Regions from separate parts of the Homo sapiens genome. Here region 1 is linked to region 2. A link is an interaction called in ENCODE POLR2A ChIA-PET data of the cell type or tissue named here. Cell type or tissue: PC-9. All regions are shown on one strand.

Evidence for each region. Peaks named below come from ENCODE experiments on the same cell type or tissue, not always from the same donor. Only the 100,000 strongest peaks of a DNase experiment are listed, where the experiment ranks them.
Region 1: POLR2A ChIA-PET joins it to region 2 with 5 read pairs; 1 of 35 experiments calls an interaction of 5 or more read pairs at or near these places.

The regions. Positions count from the first base shown.
Region 1 is chr1:74,218,939-74,226,938 of GRCh38, reverse strand. All of the region lies in intron 3 of FPGT-TNNI3K (FPGT-TNNI3K readthrough), which reads right to left. Among named protein-coding and RNA genes, the nearest start is that of TNNI3K, 12 kb to the left of the region's middle. In PC-9, no CTCF peak of the experiment used is centred here; a DNase peak (open chromatin) is centred at 4,018.
Region 2 is chr1:73,590,398-73,598,397 of GRCh38, reverse strand. It overlaps LOC105378802 (a long non-coding RNA gene), which reads left to right. Exons shown (of 3, transcript XR_001737793.1): 3 at 3,269-3,341. Among named protein-coding and RNA genes, the nearest start is that of LINC02238, 80 kb to the left of the region's middle. In PC-9, no CTCF peak of the experiment used is centred here; a DNase peak (open chromatin) is centred at 4,847; H3K4me3 peaks cover 929 bases.

The sequences.
Region 1 (8,000 bases), 630 kb before region 2:
TTCAAGAAAAACCCTTTTTGTTTCATTGACATTTTATTTCAAATTCATTTTTCTTGCTCTAGTCTTTATTATTTCTTTTCTATTAATTTTGGGTTTGGCTTGGTTTTGCTTCTCTAGTTCTTTAAGGTGTATCATTAGGCTGTGTATTTGAAGTTTTTCTACTTTTCTGATGTAGGCACTTATCGCTATAAACTTCCTTCTTGTTCTGCTTTCGCTGTATCCCAAAGATTTTGGTATATTTTGTTTCCACTAACATTTGTTTCAAGAAATATTTCAATTTCCTTCTTAATTTCTACATTGACCCACTGAATATTCAGGAGCATATTGTTTAATTTCCTTGTGTTTGTACAGTTTCCAGAATTTCTCATGTTGATTTCTAGTTTTATTCCATTGTGGCCAGAGAAGATCCCTGATATTATTTCAATTTTTGTGAATGTTTCAAGACATGTTTTGTAACCTAACATATGATCTGTCCTTGAGAATGACCCAAGTGCTGAGGGAAAAAATGTGTATTCCAAAGCCATTTGACGAAATGTTCTGTAAATACCTATTTCGTCTATTTGGTGCATAGTGCAGACAAAGTCCAATGTTTCTTTGTTGATTTCCTGTCTAGACTATCTATCTAGTGCTGAAAAGTCGGGTGTTGAAGTCTCCAGCTATTATTGTATTAGGGCCTATCTCTCTCTTTACTTCTAACAAAGTTTGTTTTATATACCTGAGCGCTCCAGTGTTGGGTGCATATATATTTAGAATTGTTATATCCTCTTGCTGAATTGACCCCTATACCATTATGTAATGACTTCTTTGACTCTTTTTTTAGCTTTTGTATTGAAATCTATTTTTTTCTGATATAAGTATAGCTACTCATGCTCTTTTTTGGTTTCCATTGGCATAGAATATCTTTTTTCATCCCTTTATTTTCAGCCTATATGTATCTTTATAGACAAAGTATGTTTCTTGTAGGCAACAGATTATTGAGTCTTTTTTTCCATCCATTCAGCCAGTCTATGTCTTTTAATTTGAAAGTTTATCCCATTTACATTCAATATTATTATTGATAAATAGGGACTTAGTTCCTGCTATTTTTTAATTTATTTTCTAGTTGTTCTGTGATTTTCTCTCCCTATCTTCCTTCCTGCCTCCCTTTCAGTGAAGGTGATTTTCTTTGGTGGTATGATTTGTTTTCTTGCTTTCTATTTTTTGTGTATCTACCACATGTTTTTTGATGTGAGGTTACCATGAGGCTTGCAAATACTATCTTATAACCCATTATTTTAAGCTGATAACAACTTAACACTCTTTGCATAAACAAATAAGCATAGAGAAAACAAATAAAAACTCTACACCTTAACTTGTGCCCCCACTTTTAATTTTTTGTTGTTTCCATTTATATCTTAATGTACTATCTATGTCTTAAAAATTTGTTGTTGTAGTTATTTTTGATTGGCTCGTCTTTTAGTCTTTCTACTTGAGTGGTTTACATACCACAGTTAGAGTGTTATAATATTCTGTGTTTTTACTTACTATTACCAGTGAGTTTTGTACTTTCAGATGATTTCTTACTGCTCGTTAACTCCCTTTTATTTCGGATTGAAGTACTTCCTTTAGCAGTTATTATAGGACAGGTCTGGTGTTGATGAAATTCCTCAGCCTTAGTGTGTCTGAGAAAGTATTTCTCCTTCAAGTTTGAAGAATATTTTCACCAGATATACTATGCTACGGTAACAGTTTTTTTTTCTTCAGAACTTTAAATATATTATGCCACTCTCTCCTGACCTGTAAGGTTTCCACTGAAAAGTCTTCAGCCAATGTACTGGAGCTCCATTATATGTTATTTGTTTCCTTTCTCTTGCTGCTTTTAGGATTTTTTTCTTTATCCTTGACTTTGGGTGTTTGATTGTTAAATGCCTTGAGGTAGTCTTCTTTGGGTTAAATCTGCTTGGTGTTCTATAGATTTCTTGTATTTGGACATTGATGTGTTTCTCTAGATTTGGGAAGTTCTCTGTTATGATCCCTTTGGATATTTTATCACTATCTAGCTCCTTCTCTACCTCCTCTTTAAGGCCATTAACTCCGAGATTTTTCCTTTTGAGGCTATTTTCTAGATCATGTAGGCATGCTTCATTCTTTTTTATTCTTTTGTCTCCTCTGTGTATTTTCAAATAGCCTGTCTTTAAGCTCATTAGTTCTTTTTTCTGTTTGACCAGTTCTGCTATTAAGACTCTCATGCATTCTTCAATATATGCCAATTGCATTTCTAAACTCCATAATTTCTGCTTGATTTTTAAAAAATTATTTCAATCTCTTTGTTAAATTTCTCTGAGTGAATTCTGAGTTCTCTGTGTTATCTTGAATTTCTTTGAGTTTCCTCAAAACAGCTACTTTAAATTCTCTGAAAAATTAAATATCTCTGTCTCTGCAGGATTGGTCACTCGTGTCTTATTTAGTTCATTTGGCAACATCATGTTTTCCCGAAAAGCCTTGATGTTTGTGGATATTCATCTTTGGGCATTGAAGAGTAAGGTGTTTATTGTAATCTTTGCTGTCTGGGCTTGTTCGTATTTGTTCTTCTTGGGAAGACTTTCCAGGTATTCCAAAGTACTTGGGTGTTGTTGTCTAAGCCACATCTGTATTCAGGGGCACCCCAAGCCTATTAATGCTATAACTGTTGGAGACTTGTGGAGGTATTACCTTGATAGTCTTGGATAAGATCTGGAATAATTCTCTGAATTTTTAGGCAGAGACTCTTGTTCTCTTCCCTTACTTTCTCACAAACTAACAAAATCTTTCTCTCTGTCCTGAGCTGACTGAAACTGGAAGTGGGATGACACAAGCATCCCTGTGGCCACCACCACTGGGGCTTCACACTGGGTCTCACTCAAGATCCACTATAACCTCTACCTGGCTACCGCCTATGTTCACTCAAGGCTCTGGGCTCTATAATCAGCAGGAGGAGGGGAAAGCCAATCAGGTTTGTGTCCTACTTTTCAGGATGGCAAGATTCTCCAGGTCCTGTGCAGGTCCAGAGGTGCCATCTTGGAGCCAGGTACTAAAGTCAAAACCTTGGAAGTCTACCTGGTGTTTTATTGCACTTTGGCTGAGCTGGCACCCAAACAATGAGACACAGTCTTTTCCACTCTTCCCTCCCCTTTCCATAGGCAGAGGAACGTCACACAGTGACTACCACCATCACTGGCCCATGAGGAGTACAGCCAGACTACTGCCAATGTTCCTTTAAGACCCAAGGGCTGTTAAGTCAGCTTGTGGTGAATGCCACCTGGCCCGGGACTCAACTTTCAGGGCAATGGTCTCACCTCTAGCCCAGGGCAGGTCTCAAAACGCTGTCCAAGAGCCAAGGCCTGGAATTAGGGACCTTAAGAGCTTGGTGCTCTTCCTGACTGTGGCTGAGCTGATACCTAAGCTGCAAGACAAAGTCCCCTTTATTTTCTCTCTGCTTTTCTCAAGTAGAAGGTGTCTCTCCCTGTAGCTACCACAGCTGGAAAAGTGCTGAGTCTCATCTGAATCCAGCAAGTCTCAGAGTCTCACCCAAAGTGCACAGCATACAACCTAAGTATCACTGCTGGTTATTCAGGGCCCAAAGGCTGTTTAGTCAGCAGGTGATGGGTCCTGCCAAAACTTGGTCCTTCCCTTCAGGGCAGCAGGTTCGTTTCTGGCCCAGGGTATGTTTAGAAATGTTGTCCTGAAGCTAGAGCCTAGAAGGGGCACCTCATGACTCTGACTGGTGCCATATTCTACCGTGACTGAGCTGGTATCGAAGATGGATGACCAAGTCCTCTTTACTCTTTCCTCTTCTTTTTGAGAGTTTTCTTTTCACTTGTCAATTATCTACCTGTGGCTGTTCCTCAAAGTGAAAAGAAATACATTTTGATATAGGCAGGACAAATTATTTAAAGATTTGAAAAGTGGGACTATATAATGTGGTTGTTAGAGAATCCATAGATATGTAGCTATTATGTAGCAAAATTAAATAAACAAGTTTGGGTGGTTCCCCCTTGTTGACTCAGTGACTAATTCCCTGTTGCTTACTGCAGCAGACTCCAGTGATAGAGAAAGCAGGAAGCTGCTGTGTCTGCTACACTGTGGCCACTTAAAATTAAAATCGGTCCTGGTAGTTCTTCAACTTTAAGGGAAATGCCATGCCTGAACCGAGATCGCGCCATTGCACTCCAGCCTGGGCAACAAGAGCGAAACCCTGTCTCAAAAAAAAAAAGTTGAAGGCCCTGAGACAGAAGAGCATTATCTAAGCACCATGCCTCTTGGTTTATGTAAGATCTTTGAGTTAGCATGATGAGTGATTCCATAGGACCAGTTCTTTGCTTATTCCCGCCAAGCAGAGAAAGTCTCAGTAAGCTCTCTGTCTGTAGTTACCATTATTTTTGTTACATCTTCTCCTATATCTTCTTAATGCCAGAATGGTGATTATAGTTATCATGTACTATGTTTTTTAACCCCCTTGTCACCATTCTCTATAACAGTGGCAGAAATAGCATTAGCAATTTGTGTGTACGCAAAGGTTCATGATCTTCCTTCATCGTATTGGCAAGCTCAGCACTCCACCAATAAGAACTAACTCTGATTCAATTGTATTTTGTTTCTATACATTGTATATTTAGTTGTGGAGCTAGACTGGCTCTTTTCATACTTGAAATTCCACATATATAATCTTTAACATCTTGCATAAAATTTAAAGGAGTGCTAGGAGTTAGTATAATGCTGTTGGGGTAAAAAAAAAAAAAAAAACTCAGCTTTCATTCATAACCCCATTAGTGGATCAACACATTTCATTTGGTGAATTAATAGAAAGTTGCAGTTTGTATGGTCACACAGATTTCTGATTTCTTTTTGCAGAGACTATTGTCTCTGAAGCCAATTATTTAGGGACTTGTTATAGCAAGTAATATTTGAGTGCATCCTTAATGCCAGGCAGACTTTTAATAATAAACCCAAGTTGAGTGCTTCCAATTCAACATATGTCCTCATAGATTTATATCTCATTTTATTGGCATCCAAATAATATACCCTTCCCAACCAGAATTCAAGTTTAGTATCTAAGTATATACAAAAAGATTTACATTTTAATTACAATTTGTGAAAAACTTCATGTTTTCCTTACAACTGTACTCCCCTTCTTCAACATGGATTATCAAGAGTAGACTATAATTATTATGAATTTCAAGACCACTTGTTTTCACAGAAAGCCATTTTTAGGAGTTCTTGCTACTAGTAAGCCTAAATTGTACTTCCTTGTCTGGTAATATGGAGAGTGATTGCTCTAGTATTCTTGCCTTTATCTCCAGGAAAGTCATATTCCTGCTTCAAAATGTCAGCTGTTCTGAGGAGTCTTTACCAACTTCACAGAACATTTTGGCCATGTTGTCCTTGCTGCTCCCGTTGTATCTCATACCCTTTTTTGTCTCTTAAACCCATAATTTGGTCACATGAAGTTCACACTAATGGAGAAGAAAAATTGTGAATTAATGGACTTAAGCTCAAGCTAGAAACTTTAAAAATGAAATTGTCATCAATACTAAGAGGCATGTTCTGAATTACATAAGGAAATTGTACATGCAAAGGTGTTAGAAGCACCTCTGTGTTGTCCGGGGGTCTCATTCTTCCCGTACCAGTAACTTTATAATTTAAGGTCACCCCCTCTTGAGGTCCAAAGCAAATGATGCAAAGACAATTCTAACTGTGGTGTTTCTGATGCCTGGGTTTATTAAATCATAATAGAATATACTGGATTTGATTACAAGTCTTGAGTCTATTTGTTTAAGTTGGCTCACCATGTGTTATCATTTCCTAACTGCTGGCCGGAGTTTCCCAGGTTGAGGTCTAGGTCTGAGTACACAAATAGTTACCTAAAATTATCACCCATATTTCCCTAGTTCATATATACAGCCAGAGAATAAATGATAGGGCCTATGGTAAAGGGTAACACGGCATTTGGAAAATGTGTAGGCCTTAAGCATATCAGAACGAGAGAGAAATGCATATTATCACATGAGAGTTTTCACAAATTAACTCCATCATTATCTTTCTGAAACTCTCATTGCCCATGATGCTCGGTGCAGCTATATAACAGTTAACCTATTAGTGAACTACAATAGTTATGTTCGGGTCCCCTAAAGACTATATATTCTCTCTTTGACTTATTATATAAAACTCATTTCTTCTACAGAGTCTGGACATGTACTAATTTACAAAGTCACCTTGAGATGATCTATCAGGGCTGCATCCTTTAATGTTACTGAAGATGGCTGTTAGTAACTATTTCATTTTGAAGACTAAACATATTTATATTTGGTAAGTTTATACTATAATTTTATATGTGTGCATATATACTATATATAATACAATGTATACATTACATAAATATATATACATATATACAATACATATATGTAGTTTAAGAATAGGCAAGAAATTAAACACATTTAAATCCTACTCTAAGTTGCTATCCATGCAGCATCTGCTTCTATTAAGGGATTTATTATAGAATATAGAATTAATGCTTTTATCCCTCCTCCCAGGCAATAAGTAACTTGAATGCAGGCATCTTTGCATTTGAAATAGCCCACCACAGTTCCTTATAAGTATAGACATAAATTTAATTGTTTTGGAATGAATTGAACTGAATAAAATTGAACTGAACTGAAAGGGACTGAACCAATTGAATTGCTTAGAATACATTCCTTCAGTAAGAGGAATATTGCTAAGGTCGGAAAAGAGGTAAAGTGAAACTAGAGTAGGCCATTGCAATTCTGCAGCCTAAATACTACAGGCTTTTGAAATTCTATGCAAGGAAAATTCACACAAATATTAGTCTCTTTGTTTTCCTCATCTTCCTGTATATGTAATCCTTAAGAGGTTTTTGCATTAGTTGGAGTTGCTAGCATTAGTAATTTATACAAGGGATTTGATGTTCTAGCAATAACTTACAAACCAGACTTTCAGGGAGATTTTACAAACTACAATTACAAGAACCTACTCGTGATCAACTAAATCAGAATCTGCTGAGGTTAGGTCCTTGAATTAGAAATAAAATAAAACTCCAAAAAGTGGTTTGACACAGCTTGTCTATAAGGAAGTATAAGGCAGGGCCCTTGCTTACAGAGCTTACAACCTAATTTGATATTCAAAAATCTAACTAACTTATTTTACAAAGTAGCTTTTGATGAGTATCAAAAAAAAAAAAAAAAAACTTCCACATGCTATGAAAGAGGAAGAAAGGGTTAATCGGGCTAGTAGTACAGAAGGATTTTTGAATCTGGCATGATTTGCAATAAGTCTTGCTACTTGTAGATTTTTAAAAATCTTAGACAGTGGGAAAATAAATAACAATTTAATATCTAAAATATGATAAATCAAGAGTCTGGACACAATTTAGATTATATCACATCAGAGAACTAGAAAACTTATTAAGATGATGTTCATTAAAATCTCTATTATTGTTTTACACAGTAAACAAATTAAACAAAATTGATGGGACCAAAGTAATTTAAATTTCATCTTGGATTTTTTTTGGGGACTAAAAATTGATGAGGCTAAATTAGGCAAAGTCATAAATATCAAATGACAGAGAAATTATATAAAGTAGCAGCAATGGTAGAAACTATGAACAGAAAAGATAAAAAGAGTTACAAAAAGAAACATGTAATCAAACCAAAAGAACTTAGAAAAGCTAAAAAAAAAAAACCCCACAAAAACACAATATAATTATTGGAGGAGAGAAGTACCTGAAGAGTGGTATAAGCCAGTGTTCTGTAAGTGGGAGAAATACACAAATTATATATGAATTCATAGTATGTTGAAGAAAGTGAGTGGTTTAAACAGAGGTATCATTTTATAAAGAATAACATAAAAAATTTGCTTGTTGCAAGTCTGTTGGGATTACATTTGAAATGTAATGTTCAATCCTGTACACATCTACCTCATTATCATGAAAGAAAGATCAAAGAAATAAAACTGTTCTTGGAAAT
Region 2 (8,000 bases):
CGTGAAGTTTAAATCATTATAACTAGGCTCAAATAGATCTTTATTAATCAAAATAGGAATCATTATAATGAACACATTTTTTGCCAATAAGAAATAAGTTTGTTTATTCCTATAGCATAAAAATCTGTGTTTCGGGATTTAACAAACTCTTTTAAAGCATTTTCTGCATCCTACTGATTGTGGGATCATTTTCCCTGCAAAAGTTGTCAAGATGGTTGAAGTGGTAGTTGGTTGGTGAGAAGTCAGGTGAATATGGCGGATAGGGCAAAATTTGTAGCCCAATTTGTTCAACTTTTGAAGTGTTGGTTGTGCAACATATAGTCGGGTATTGCCATGGAGAAGTATTGGGCCCTTTCTGTTGACCAATGTGGCTGCAGGCTTTGAAGTTTTTGGTGCATCTCATTGATTTGCTGAGCATACTTCTCAGAAGTAATGGTTTCACTGTGATTCAGAAAATGGTAGTTGATCAGAGTGGTAGTAGACCAAGCAATGACTATGACCTTTTTTTTTGGTGGAAGTTTGGCTTTGGGAAGTGCTTTCAAGCTTCTCAGTCCAACCACGGAGCTGGTCATTGGCGGTTTTCATATAAAATTCACTTTTCCTTGCATGTTCACAATCTGATCAGGGAACAGTTCCTTCTTGTTGTGTAGAATAAGTGACTTTTTAAAATTTTCAGTCATCTTATGAGGCCCCACTTATTGAGATTTTTCATCTTTACAATTTGCTTCAAATGCTGAATGACCATAGAGTCATTCAGCATTTGAATGTAGAGTCTACATTGAGTTCTTCGGCAACTTCTATAGTGAGAGGATCAGTGTCAATGATTGCTCTCAATTGGTTGTTGCCAACTTCCGATGGCCAGCCACTGTGCTCCTCATCTTCAAGGATCTCCTCTCCTTTGCAAAACTTCTTGAACCACCACTGCACTGTACGTTTGTTAGCAGTTCCCGGGCCAAATGCATTGTTGTTGTTGCGAGTTGTCTCCACTGCTTTATGACCAGTTTTAAATAAGAAAATTGTTCAAATTTGCTTTTTGTCTAACATCATTTCCTTATTCTAAAATAAACATAAACAGCAAGTAATAATCATTAACAAAAAACATAAAGTGAGAAATCCCCTTAAAATGATGTGTAACACAGCCACGTTTGTCTAAGAAAGCATTCCACTATCAAATGGCAAATTTCAACATTGCAAAAACCACAATTACTTTTGCACTCACCATGTAAGGTGAGGAAGCAGAAATAGCTTCTCCAATCAGGTGATATTTGGACAGAGATTTGCAGAGGTGCATGAGTGAGTTGATGACAACAAATGGCAGAAGATTAGATGGGCCTCATCATAACTTTGGCTGTAACGTTAGTTTTATCCAAGGACACCATTAGGCTCTATTTGAGAATCTCTGGCAGCACAGGTACACAGTTAGTCTCATAATTCAACTTTACTTATATGGGAAGATGTACATACATTCTTCCCCTTTTAAAAATAATCTAAAGATTTGGTGGTGCAAACTTGGAGTCCCAGCTACTCAGTAGGCTGAGGTGGGAAGATCACTTGAGCACATGAGTTCAAGGCTGTACTGAGATGTGATTGTCCCACTGTACTCCAGCCTGGGCAAGAGAGAAAGACACCATCTCTTAAATAAATCTAAGCCATTAACCAAAGGCTAGTTGCCACCATTCTGATTTTTTTTCAAGGGAGTTCCAAATCTACCTTGAGCTATTCATAAAAAGAAAAATTTATAAGCTTTAATTTTACTTTTCTAAGCACTCATATACCTGAGTAAACTTACATTCCAGTTGTATGATTTCTATTACCTGTAAATATTTCTGCTCTGAATCGGAATAATCTATTTTGCTGAAATGAAATATGCATTCTTAAATAAAATTTAATCTCCCTTTATTTTTCTTCTGAAGAGAACCAGAGTCTACATATCTGTTATGACTAATTTATCTTATTTTGAAACTTCTCATATTTTAAAGTAATAATAATAATAGTAGTAATAGTAGCAATAGCTAAGTTTACTTTTCAGGTCCCATTACAATTTTATATACAAATTTTATCAAATTAACATCTGCAATAAACTCACAAGTATTTTTTGAGCAATTACTATGTTCTGTTGGCTGTCTGAGATGCTGAGGATACAGAGAAAGTTGATCTGGAACACTATTTTCATGGCGTTTTATCTCCTGTAGAAGACAGACAATAACCAAAACACTTGAGGAGGCATTGATTTATCTCTTCCATGGGTGAAAAGACAGGCAAAATGGAACTTGGGTTTGCCTTACTCTAAAGCCCATCATTTCCATAGCTATGCTATTTCTGTATCATTAAAAGGGAAATAGGAAATGTCATCAATAAGCTGAGAGTTCAGTAAAGTATTGGTTCAGATTTTGCAGCCAAAGGCTTGATACCAACTTCTAGAATAACTATTTCTCATGTTGTAAAATCAGTGTTTCTCCAACTTAATCTTGGAAGAAAATCACTTGGGGTGCTGGTTTGAAATAAAGGGTTATCAGACCCATCTTCAGACAGTAGGTCTGTGGTAACCTGCCTTTGTCACAAGTTTTCAGGTGATTCTGATGCAGATAGCTTCTGGGTCAAACTTTGTGAAATTCATTTCATAGTAGTAAGGTCTGGCAAATGCTAGTACAGACAGTAATTAAGCTAATGAGTTCATCAGATAAGACAGACATGAATAAGGCCACAGAAGTACAGGATCAAAAAGATCTAATGAGTTAGAGACATTGAAAAGGTAAGGGTGTAACCTTGGCCTTCCCTCCATCCACCCTCCAATTCAGTGCTGTTAGATTCGTGTCTCTTGGTCCATGTCTGATGCCCCATGATAAGGCCCAGACCCTATGAGCGCCAGTGGATTTTCTCACTCTAAGGAAGCCACCATTTTCTCCTCCTCAGAGATACGGTTATCAGAAGCCTTGAACAAGTTTCTCCTTAGAACTAGAAAAGAGTTTTAATGATAATGACTAAAGATTAATTTTAAATCAAGTATGAAGTATCCTCCTATTTTGGTTATTCAATTCTATTTATCATCTAAGGGTTGATATTTTAAAACATAGCAAGCTTTGAAGAAGGTGGCATGCACAAAAGTTAACAGAAACTTTCAAGATTTTAAGAAAAAGTATAAATATAATATTTTGAATTCAACAGAGAAGTCATCCATAAAACTAAATGTATTATTTAGTATATTAGATTGAGCACAAATACTTTTCCTTTTTGCTTATATATTGTTCTTTGTTTACTTCATTTTAAGTGGAAAGAATCAGAAGAAAGTAGCATTGAAAAGAACTTGAAATTCTTGTGCACTTTTAAAGTCCCTCTCACAGGTAAATAGTAACTTATTTATAACTTCAAGGTTTTATGATATCAGGCCATAGCAAATTCTTTGTATAAAAATTGAAATGAGACTTAATTACCCTGTTTTTAGGAAGTGAGTAGATTTTTAAATTTAAGTAGTTTATTGTATTGGTGATTTGTGCTTGTGTAGTTTGAGGGAAAGGATAAGCACATCATTTTTTCCTGTCTCTTGAGAGGGACAGGTTTCTAAAACCTGATTTATTTCAAAGATCCTTTGTCATGCTTCTATTGCAGCAAACTATTGAGAACTTCTTTTTAAGACATTAGAGAAAAGTGTTTAAGATGAATCTACTGACAGTCCAAATGCTCACCGAGGTCACCTTTTTCATAATCGATGTTTGAAGAGTCTGATCTATCAACAATTTAATCTAAGTAAATGAATCCTGCTAGTGAATTAATGTGATTTTAACTGGGATTCACTCATTTTCAATAATGTTGCTGCTTTTGTTGTCTAATAATTTAATGTCTCAAATTATGAGAGTTTCAAACTTTGGCAGGCCAGCAGGTGTTTGGGGGGGACATCTCATTTCATTTATGTCAAAGTTTGAAAATGAATCTAAATATGCCAGCCTGGTTATTTCCTGTGGGCTTAACAGAATCTTAAGCAGTATGTTTTCTGCAATTTAAAGGGTAAGAATAATTGTTAATCATTCTTGCTTCTCCTGTTCTTTAAAAAAAATCAAATACTGTTCATACTCCCTGATGATTAAATGTTTAATATCTTTCTCTCTTCCTCTATCTCCCAATTATGACCTCCTTGGAGATTTTGTCACTGTGCTTAACTTATAGATCCATAATAAATGTTTGATGAATAAATGAGTCAATGCATGTGTAAATTAATAGAAAGTTTAGTTTGAAATTATAAAGAATGTATTTCTCCGTGGAAAGAAGGAAGCAAGGAGGGGAAACACACAGTGAAGATATCATTCTTGGGTGTAGTCGCACAATCAGAAGGCAGGGTGAAAGCATGCTTAATCACTGCCCCTGTTTTCATAACATGTTAAGTAGCAGGGTAGAAAACCCACTGCATGTGTCATCATGAGGCCAGGGTTGCAGCTGAAGGTCTTCCACTTAACCATTTGACCTCGTGCACAGCACTTTGATTACTTTAATTTTGATTCCTCATTTAAAAAATAGATCTTTGTATGAAGCCACTTCCATGGACTCAAATGATCCTGAAAGGCACAAACCATTCCGTTTGAACCTTTCAACCCTTTGTTTCCAAATAGCCAGCTGCCCTATATATCTTGTGCCCTGGAAATAGGGTAATGATTTTATTTTAAAACTTTGCAGATGTATTTCCTGAGTATCTGTCTAGAAGCCCTGCAATTCACTCAGGCTTAACGTACAAAGTGGCAGATCTCTCCCTTTAGGCAAACACATTGGCTGCTGTGTTTACAAAACCAGTGAAGGCATATTCCTCTTTCTCTTTTAAAGTTTATTCATGCCTCCATGTGCTCAAGGAGGCATGACTAAGCTGCATGGCATGAGGAAGTCTCCGGAAGTAGAAGTCTTTTAATAGCTATAGAGCCTAGTTCTAGCAAAACAGATTGATTAAAGTGGCACAGCTCTTATAATTTATTTCGTGCATACAAAGGTAAGTTTTACATATTAAAAATGGAACCTTCCCTCTATCAGGCAGCATCCAGGCACATTTTCACATTATTTAGCTGCATAAAGTATTGAACCGAGAATCCGAAGCTGTGGGTTGGGTTTACGTCCCTGACTTGTTTTTTTGACCTTGACTTCGCCCATGACTGACTATGAGGGAAATAAAGCACGACAAAAACTCTATATGCTTAATAATTATCGAGTAGGTACCACTTCCACCTTCATCTAAAAAAAAAAAAGTAAAAAAACCTCCTGCAGTTTCTGAACTCATTTTACTGCTCTAGTAGCTTTTACTCTGACTTCAGCTTCAACAGCCAAAAGGGTAATATTTTTAAAACATCAATTTTATCGTGCTTAAAACTCTGATTACTCTGACACTGCATTGCCTGTGGGAATAACTCCTAACTTCATAGCACACTTTCAAAGCCCTTTACAAATCTTGCCTCAGCCTACCTTGAAGCCGAACAAACATGGGCAGAGCAGGGTCCCTGTCTACCTACCTTATCTCTCACCCTTCTGCTCCTCTGTCAGCGACACTCAGCACTCATTACATTGGTCTATTCTCCATCCAGGAAGCGCATCAAGCACTTTTCTCTGTAGTCTTTCTGTTGATGCTGTTCCTTCAATTCAGAATGTCCTTCTCTTTTTTTTTTAAACCTCATTTTCTACAGGACTACCCAGAAAAACTCTTCCCTGTAAGTTTCTCTAATATTTCTCTTGTTATGCAGAGATACATGCTGTCTTACCCAAATATACACCACCATAAAGGTTTGTATAAAACTACATCATTACATTTACCTCAGATATAAAACTTCTCTTGTTGTTTGTTTTTAACAGACTTGAGACAACGAGAGACAATCATGGTTCCAGCAAAAATATGAATTCCATTGGTACTTTTCAGTTTGAAGTAAACATAATATTAATACTAATATCACCTTTATTGAAAGTTCACTATATACTTGACACTGTGCTAATGATTTGTTTTAGTATGTTTTTTTTTTTTTTTTCTTTGAGACTGAGTTTTGCTCTTGTTAACAGGCTGGAGTGCAATGGCACGGTCTTGGCTCACTGCAACCTCTGCCTCCCAGGTTCCAGTGATTCTCCTGCCTCAGTCTCCCATGTAGCTGGGATTACAGGCACCCAACACCATGCCCGGCTAATTTTTGTATTTTTAGTAGAGATGAGGTTTCGCCATGTTGGCCAGGTTGGTCTCGAACTCCTGACCTCAGGTGATCCACCCCCCTGAACCTCCCAAAGTGCTGGGATTACAGGTGTGAGCCACCGTGCCTGGCCTCTTTTAGTGCTATTTAAATCTATCTATTTTTCTTATCTAAACGTAAGTATTGTCTCAATTTGCAAATGAGGACAATGAAGCTAATAGAAGACAAATTGCTTGAATAAGGTCTCAGAATTAATACATAGCATATCCTGGATTTGAATTCAAGGTTTTTTGGTTTTAATGTATACAACTAAAAGTCCTTCTAGGTCCTCCCTCTTTATCTTAGTCTGTTTATGCTGCTATAACCGAATTCCTAAGACTGAGCAATTTATAAAGAACAGAAATTTATTTCTCACAGCTCTGTACCTGAGAAGTCCAAGACCAAGGAACCAGCAGGTTTGGTGTCTGGTAAGGGCCTGGTCTCTGCTTCCAAGTTGGTGCCTTAGAGGGTAAATTCCCTGGAGGGTAGAAACACTGTTCTTCACATGGCAGAAAAGCAAAAGAGAGTGCGCCCACTCCCACAAGCTCTTTTAGTACTGGTATCACATTTTTCATGATGGTGAAGCCCTTATGATCTAAACACCCTGCATTAAGCCGTGTTTTCCATTACTGTTGCATTGGGGATTAAGTTTCAGCATGAGTTTTGGAGAGAACAAAAACATCCAAGACAAAGCACTCTCTATTCTTCACTCTCTGTATCTAATCTATTGGCAAGTCTTTTTGACATTACCTTTCTAATAGAGTACCAAATACATGTAGTTTTTTCCCTTTCCCCATTTTTGTTCTACCTACCATCATTGTTTTGTTTTCACTATTGTATAATCTCCTCACTGATAGAGCTTTGGATCTTTTCTTCTTACCTGCATACGTAATTTTTTACTCATTCATAGAATCTTTTTAAAAAATACACATGTTCCCATGTCATCCCCTGCTTAAAGCCTTTCAGTAATTTCCTGTTGAGTTTGGCATAAAATTCAAGCCTTGCTATGGCTTGTATAATCTGGCTTCAGCCTTCCTCTCAGGACCTCATGTCATAGGTAAACCCTGAAAGAGTCAGTCCTTGAGGCTAAATTCAGAATAGAAGCAATGGTCATGTACTCACTAAAGGTCACACATAAACCATGTGTTCCCAGAAAACCCACGTGCTCACATAACTTTGGGACTTTCATAGCTGTGTCCTATTTATGCCACCTGAAACAATGGCTGGAAAATATCATTTAGCCTCCTGGACTAGACAATACACTGTGACCTGCTTTGACCAATCACAACCAAACAAATCTGCATTCCTCATTTTCATAGTGAAGGCTGTATCTCCCTGGTTTGCAAATTGTGTACTCAAATAAAATCTCTCCATTTTTAAAAAAGAAAATTATTTTCAGTAGATTCATTGACACATATTAGCTCACTCTTACACAGAACTCTCCAGTTGCACATGCCTTCTGCTTGCTTCTGAAATTCTCCAACACTGCTCTTAGTTAGGTCATTTGCACTTGCTGTGCCTTCTGCTTGCAAAGTTCATCATGCAGATAACTTCATAGCTAGAGTTTACTTGTTATTTAGATCTCGTAGAAGTTTCTCAGGCCTAAAATAAAGAGTCCACAGCTGTCAGAGGCATTTGAACCAGAGTGACTCCATCTTGAATGGGGGCTGGGTAAAATAAGGCTGGAACCTGCTGGACTGCATTTTCAGGAGGTTAGGCATTCTAAGTCACAGGATGAGATAGGAGGTCAGCACAAAATACAGGTCATAAAAACCTTGCTGATAAAACAGTTTGGAGTAAAGAAGCTGCCAAACCAAG